2 separate regions of the Homo sapiens genome follow, and region 1 is linked to region 2. The links are chromatin contacts, found by Hi-C or POLR2A ChIA-PET in ENCODE. All regions are on one chromosome and are shown on one strand. The core of a region is the stretch at or near the end of the contact, and the rest is flanking DNA. Distances in the headings are between cores, read along the strand shown. Region 1 holds the start of KIF23 (kinesin family member 23). Region 2 holds the start of PAQR5 (progestin and adipoQ receptor family member 5).

Evidence for each region. Hi-C counts contacts between places; a loop is a spot of excess contacts on that map. ChIA-PET counts read pairs that join two places held with the same protein, here RNA polymerase II (POLR2A). Pooled maps may share reads with other maps.
Region 1: a pooled map shows a loop between it and region 2 (2.1-fold over the local background). The contact joins the promoter of KIF23 here to the promoter of PAQR5 in region 2. A Hi-C loop is called at or near these places in 2 of 168 maps with a recorded cell type or tissue (MCF 10A and endothelial cell of hepatic sinusoid) and 1 of 50 pooled maps. POLR2A ChIA-PET finds 5 or more read pairs at or near these places in 3 of 52 experiments (H1, MCF 10A and WTC11).

The regions. Positions count from the first base shown.
Region 1 is chr15:69,412,972-69,416,780 of GRCh38, reverse strand. It overlaps KIF23 (kinesin family member 23), which reads right to left and starts at 2,432. Exons shown (of 24, transcript NM_001367805.3): 1 at 2,305-2,432; 2 at 718-787. The coding sequence starts at 2,315. KIF23-AS1 (KIF23 and PAQR5 antisense RNA 1) reads left to right here and starts at 1,752. Exons shown (of 2, transcript NR_132971.1): 1 at 1,752-2,629. RefSeq lists silencers at 2,033-2,112, 2,143-2,262.
Region 2 is chr15:69,296,708-69,300,161 of GRCh38, reverse strand. PAQR5 (progestin and adipoQ receptor family member 5) reads right to left here and starts at 1,250. Exons shown (of 9, transcript NM_017705.4): 1 at 1,106-1,250. PAQR5-DT (PAQR5 divergent transcript) reads left to right here and starts at 1,399. Exons shown (of 3, transcript NR_184010.1): 1 at 1,399-1,684.

The DNA.
Region 1 (3,809 bases), core at 1,183-3,682, 120 kb before region 2:
GTTTCGCCATGTTGGCCAGGCTGGTCTCGAACTCCTGACCTCAGGTGATCCACCCGCCTCAGCCTCCCAAAGTGCTGGGATTACAGATGTGAGCCACCGCACCCAGCCTACAGAGACATTTTTGAAAGCAGGGGAGGGGGCTTGAGGAAAACTCATTCAGCTGTGTGCAAAGCACCCGGTTCCCTTAACTCAGAGCCAGGGACCCACTCCAGTGGCAACGAGGGATAGATTTAAAATACCTCAGAGCAAAGAACCCTTTTTGTTTGCCATTTGTTGTTTTGTTTTAAAATTCTTATTCTTTTTGCCTGCTTCATTTTTTCTTCATAATTTAACTGAATTAAACTTGGTCCCAAGAAGTTTGGAACTCTCCTCATGCCATCAGTTACTGTATGGCATGAACTCAGTTCATATTCTCTGGGATGAATATGAACCCAGTTGGAGATTTTTAATTATCTAACTCTCCAAATTATAATTACAGAAGGTATGCAGTTGACAACCAAAGACTTCATTTTACTGGACTAATTTAATTAATCTTATAGAGAAAATTTCACAGCTAGCACTAGTTTTACACAATGTAGTACATCCATTTAACTAAATGTTCTTTGATTATACTTCCACATGTCTTCTTCTTTCCCTTCCAAGCATACACATAAGACAGAAAGGACTGAAGAGATAAGTTTCTTAAACACCACACATAAATTTACAGGGATACCTTACCCCAACTGGGTCTTTAAGGTTCGTTTGGGACCCTTTTTTCACGGTAGGTTTCCGGGGTGTCTTAGCTCTCCTGGTCATAGATTAAAAAATAATAATAACTTTTTTTTCAGTTCAACACGAATACAAAAGCCTCACCTAAAACTTATACAATCTTTCTAGGTTATCTGTAAATTATCCCTTAGCAGTTGCAAAACACTGCATCCCAAATAACATTAATAATCATAGTAGCAGAGTGTTTGTGGCATGCGTAATCCAAAAGTAATTAAAATTTGCTTTAGAATACATTTTTGGTACCAAAGCTACCTACTTATTCTCTGATTAGTTCTATACTTAAAATGGCTTGCATATTTTCTTGAGCAACAATTTAACAGAGGCACTACAAATTATAACTGCCCACACTTTACAGACTGACAAGCGATTAACTTCAATACACTATAAAAATGCACATGGAGGAAACCATTCTTTCGTCAAGGGTTACGCCTGTACTTTCAAGGAACAACCAGTCATTGAATGCTCAAAACATTACTCTTTGTCTCCAAACAAAATCTGGTCCCAAACTGCCAATTTCTTGGTTTCTTAAGTAGGGGCAATCAAAAAGTTATTTTGATTGATTTCACCATTTCTCTAGCATCTCATCTTTTTCCCTTCACATTTATCTATAGGCTAGATATACATTTAACACATTAAAATTAAGTAAGATTATTGGCTTCGACTGTAGTTTAAAAATATTTTTCCAAACATATTCTCAGATGAAACACAAGCAAATTCGTGTTATTCAGTGCAAAATACTTTGTGGTGGGCTTAAGTTAAACTCAACGTATATTTCTTATATATAATTTTTTTCATCTAAAGATTTTGACTTCGGCCTCTTAATAAACAAGTTGTCTTTTGCAAACGACTCCCTAAATGGTAATAAAGCCAATCCTCTCCTTTGCACGACAAATATTTCTTTACCCAGGAATGATGCTGCGCCGAAAATATTAGCTTAGGAATGTGGGCGGAGGTTCTCTGCGGCCACAAAATACAGCAGAAGTAACTGGCCTGTGTAAGCGGATGGGCTCGGCCTCAAGGACAGGGTGCTCGGCTGAAAAAAAAGCTAGCGGCGATCACCGGTGCCAGGGCTCTCCAGAAACGGAGCCCATCTAACCAATGCCCAGCACACTCGCTCTGCTCCACACACGAGACCACCTCCGACCCGCACTAAGTTGGCCAACTGCACTCTGGAGGCGGCGGCAGCCAGCGAGGGAGAAGGGAAAGGCTGTCCCGGGACCCCGAGGAGGACTGCCCCGCCCCCGGGAACCGGGTGCGGCGTAAAACAACCCCGGCTCCGGGCCGACCCTTCCTGGCCCCTTGGAGGCCCAGGCGGGGCGGCGGGGGGCGACGCGGCAGGGGTCTCCGCGCCCAGGCTCCCGCGGAGCGGCCACACGTGGAGGTTCCCACTTTGGGGTCGCGGCCGCAGCAGCACCGGGCGGGATGCTGTCCGCGCTGCCCGCGTACGGCCGCGGCCTGAGTGGAGACGCCTGCCCCCAGCCCCGAGGCCTCGGCCCCCGTCCGCCCTCTCTCCCTGCTCGGCGGCCTCGTACTCACGCTGACTTCATGGCAGCAGGCTCCACGCCGCCCAAACGCGCATGCGGGACGGCTGGCTGGCGAAGACTGCGGGACGTTAGGACCGGCAGCAAGAACTAGAACTTCGCGGCTAAGGCGCGGTGCTCTGCGAAGCCGGCGGCGACGCTAAGAGCCCAGGTGAGCTCCCGCCTGGCGCATTTCAAACGGGCCAATCAGCGCCCGTCCGCAGGGAGAGGCAGGACCTCCGCGGAAGTGACTTCGCTGCCGGAAGTGGCGCTTGTCTCCTAGGCGACCGACGCTGAAAGGGCCGCGGAGTCGCGTGTCAGGGCTGGAGGGAGATCTTGAGGTATGGTATTTAAACTCTTCCGCCTTGCGATGACGAAACTGAGGGTTTCTTTTCCTCCATCACAAGAAGTTCAATGGAAGGGCCTTTCCAGGGTTGATTCAGAGGTCGGAATGTCGTTCTGGTGAAAAGTGTTGTATTCCTGTGCTGTGCCCTGCTCCAAGTCTCAGGCTCCGTCTCTCTGGCTCCCAAGTCACCACATTATCTTGGCGTCTTTTCTCTCTCTGATTCACCTTTCCTGGGTTTCCCTCCAGCTCTGTCCTATATGTACATTATTTTATCAAATCTTTTTTTTTTCCTTTTTTATTTTTTGAGGTGGAGTTGCTCTGTCGCCCAGCCTGGACTGCAGTCTTCAGCTCACTGCAACCTCCACCTCCTAGGTTCAAGCAATTCTCTTGCCTCAGCCTCCCGAGTAGCTGGGATTACAGGCGCGCACCACCACGCCCAGCTAATTTTTGTATTTTTAGTAGAGATGAGGTTTCACCATATTGGCCAGGGTGGTCTAGAACTCCTGACTTAAGGTGATCTGCCTACCTTGGCCTCCCAAAGTGCTGGGATTACAGGCGTGAGCCACTGCGCCCGGCCTGTTTTATCAAATCTTGATTGTGTTTGATCCTGGCCTTACGGAGATGAATAAAATTTGGTCCTTACCCTTAAGGGGCAACCTTTTGAACCTACTCTTGCCTTAGATGAACTGATTCTATATCACTTCTGTCTTTGACCCTAAGCCGATGACTACCAAATACACATCTACACCTGGGCTCTCATGGAACTCTAGCCCCTTCTCAACTTCCTAAAGGACCACAGCACTGGTAAGGATAGTCACAATGTCCTTGGCCAATATTGTTGGTGCTCAGGAAACGACACCCCAGAGTATGGCTCTTTGGCACACTGAGTGCTTTGAACTAAAGAAGACTGAAAGTGCCTCAGAGAAGCCTTAAAAGCAAAGTCTGTCTCTGACTTTCTCCTGCCCTCTTGTCTCCCACCCCTCTGTGTCTCCTAAAGCAAATAATAGAAACCAGAATTTCTGTTCCCCAAGGCGGGTCATGGAAACTAGAACCCCTTTTCTCCCAAGCAAGCCAGAAACATTATTCTAGAAAAACCTAGAAATATTAATCTAGCCTTCCCCCACCTTTTTGTGTAAGAGCTGGCCATAAAGACATTCTTTGATGTACCTTGTCAT
Region 2 (3,454 bases), core at 1-2,500:
ACCTAGGGGGGTGGGGAGTGGGGTAAAAGAAACAAACCTCTGCTGAGTCAAGGGCACTGCAAGAATGCAGAAGCGACCATGCAGCTCTGGAAGGATGCGGTGGGAAACCCGCCACTCAGTGGTGGAGAAAAGCCCACCAGTTTCTCCAGCAAATGGCTGAGCTTTGTTGGGCCTCCTTGTCTTCTCATCTGCCCATGTGTTAATATCTACTCGCCATTGGTTTGTTAGGTTCAAATGAAATCAGGGATGTGTCCCTTTTTGGCTGCTAGCTCTTCTCAGATCCCCTGACCTCTCCCCATCTCTTCTCTATGGCTCTGCGTGGGAAGGGGCAGTTGTCACCCCCGACTCCCACTAAGCTGAGCCCTCCTCCCAACCTAAGCGGGAGGAAGCCGGTTCTGCTCACGGATAAGAGTTACCGGGCTCCTGAGTTCTTGTTCTGCTGGGCCGGGGTCCACCCCCTCTCCTGGGCTCATCCGACTAGGACTTGGGAAGTGCTAGGGGAGCCAGGAGATGCCCAGCTGGGGGCTGTGGCCGGGGGGAGGCCAATGACAGAGCAGGGGGAACTCCCTGTAGCTGGGCACCCACTTCAACAGGGCCGGGACGACCCCCGCAGGCAGTGGGCCGCCCCTCACCCACACGGTCCTGCTCAGCCCAGGCTCACATCTGGGCTCAGGAGGCGGGAAGCACAGGTGTAAAGAAATCGCCAACTGTGCAGCCCCAATCCAAGGGTTTTATTAAAGTGGGGGCGGCGGGAGGGGGGCGGTGGAGGAAGGATAAGCGGCGCAAACGCCCTGGAGAGTGAGAGAAAAGGTGCGAGAAGGCAACAGCTCCCCTCACCGCCCTCGATTGCAGCAGAGAGCCTTCTGCACGGCGGCGGCCGCCCCACCTTCACACCGGCCCCGCGTGCGGTGAAAGTGGCCGAGCCGCGCCGCCGCCGGATCAGGGCCGCCCCGGCACAAACTTTCCCAGACCCGCCCTCGGAGCGGCCACCCAGGCTCAACGGGCTCCACGGGCGCAGGGCGGCTGGGGCTGCCGCGGAGGGCGGGTGCGCGTGGACCGGGAGGTGGGGAGGCGGCGCGCGGCGGGGAGTCCCGCCCCGGGTTACCTGGGTTCCAAGGGTCTCGGGAGTCCAGTGGACAGGGCGCGGGGACAGCACAGGCAGGCCGGAGACCAGACACTCCTCCCGGGCTGCGGCGACCCCGGACTCGCGGGCCCTGCACCTGGCCCTGCGGGTCGCCGCGCCTACCCATGCCGGTCCCCGCCCGTCCCCTCCCGCGCGGGGCGGGGCGGCCCCGGGGGAGGAGCCGAGGGCCGTGGGCACCACCCCCTGAGCCAGGCCTGCGCCTCATCACGTGCCACCGACCCTGGGCTCTGTGACTTCCAAAGACTCGCCACCCCATTCCACAGCCTGAGGTGCCACCAAAGCCATAAGCCCAGGGGAGTCTCTCACACCCCATTCTCCTAGGGCCCATGTACCCCACGCCCACCTCCACCCCAGGAGCCGAAGGCCGGCAGGGAGCCTGGAGAGCCTCCTTGATGGGAGAACTGCGGAGCTTGCCCCTCGGAAAAGTGCATGGGGTGGAGAACAGGGAAGGAGAAAAAAACAACAACTGGGTACTCGCAGCCCCACCGCGGTGTCCGCTTCGCCGGTGGGAGAGGATCCTCGCCGCCCTGAATCCTTGAAGTGAGTTCCACCCCTGTCTCTTGGAGTGCTCAGGGTGGCGGGCCCTTTGCCAGCCCTCACCCTTTCCCCAGGGATCCTGTCCCAGGTCACAGGCTCCTAGACTGGAAGGCGCTGGGCCTGGACCTCTGCCACTCAGTGGACACAGCTATAAGAGATGAAGGGACACAGAGGACAAAGAAGAAACATTTGGCTTCAGGGAACCAGACTCTGTGTCTCCTCCCAGGTGCTGAAGGAACAGGTTGCAGCTACCTGGTGCCCCCACCCCGACCCTGCCAGAGAAAGGTTGGAACATCCACACCTGTGGACCGAAGTCCCCCACCAGGCTCTTTCCTCCCACCCTTCAGCCCCAGGCTCTCTGAGCTCCTGCTCCTCCCTGCCTTGCCTTGTTTGCTGAGGGCACACACAGTGGAGAGAGCACAGGACTGGGAGTCCAGAGACCTGGGCTCTAGTCTACTCTGTGACTCGGGTCAAGTCTCTGGCCCTTTGTGGGCCCAAGTTGCCCCATTTGCAGTGAATAGGTTGCAGTCAATTATCTCCGGCCATTTTTACGGATCCTGAACCGTGGTCTTGGGCACCTTGCTTTATTAGGCTTTTTGGTGGCTGTGCATCTTGTAAGGGTGTGTATGCATGTGCGTGTGTGTGTGCGTGCGACATGCGCTTGTCCTCTCAGACCCAAGTTCTTAAAGGGAAAGAGACTGGGGCCTACACAGAGGCAGGCATGTATATTCCACAGACCAGAGTTTGACAAGAATGACTGGACACAAGAGTGGAGCCCAGTCCCAGCTCTATGCTGAATTCAGAGTAGCCTTGGACAAGACCCTCACCATCTACAAAATGGAGATTAATAATCCCTGCTTTGCCTTTCCAAGGCTAGTCGGGGGACTCAGTGAGATATTAGATATGAAGCTCTTTGAAGGGGAATAGCACAGGGATGTGTGCTTTTGATGTCTGGGCCAGTGATGGGTTTGGGGGAAGAATAGGGTGTGAAGCATTCTCTGGGAGGCAAAGGCTGGCACTGGACTGATTGGCCACCCTGCCAAAGCTGCAGCATGCACAGCACAGGCAGGCACCCCACCACCAGCAGCCAAGGTGAGCAGAGATGCCTGGTGCCCCACCTGGATTCCTGCCTGCTGTAGGTATCTGTGTGTGCACCTTGAAGAAACTAAAGAGGGAAGATAAAGAGGCTCCCAACCTAAATGGAGGTGGTCAGTGGATTACTGATGAATCGATCTGCATATCTTGGCCAAAATCACCCTCCTCTGCTCTTAGGGAGTTTAAAGTCTAACTGAATGATTGAACATGAACCCTTTGGAGAATGATGTGGAGCCAGGAGAGGGGATTGTGGATGGTGAGCACACAGGATGATCAGAGGAGGGGGAAGGGCAGGGAGGGGCCGGGGAGGGGGGTACTTAGACCACATGGAGATGCATTTAGAGTATTGTGTTCAACACTCCTATTTCATAGTGATGAAATGGAGGCCCAGAGAGGGAAAGTGACCTGCCCAAGGTCACACAGTCACAAGAAGTCAGTAGCAGAGCTAGAACTTGGACCCAGGACTTCAGGAATCTATGCTGGATTTGAGCCTCCTGTGCAGCCGAGGGAGACCTGAAGTGTGGGAAGGACTGGGATACGTACCAGTGGGCAGGAAGAAAGAGTGAGGCAAAGTGCAGAGGTGGGAACTTTGTACAGCAAGGGAAAGGAGCTGGAATCACAGGCAGGATCTGGAAGGAGGGAGCTGCCCAGACCTGGAAAGCCAGGCTGAGCACTGCA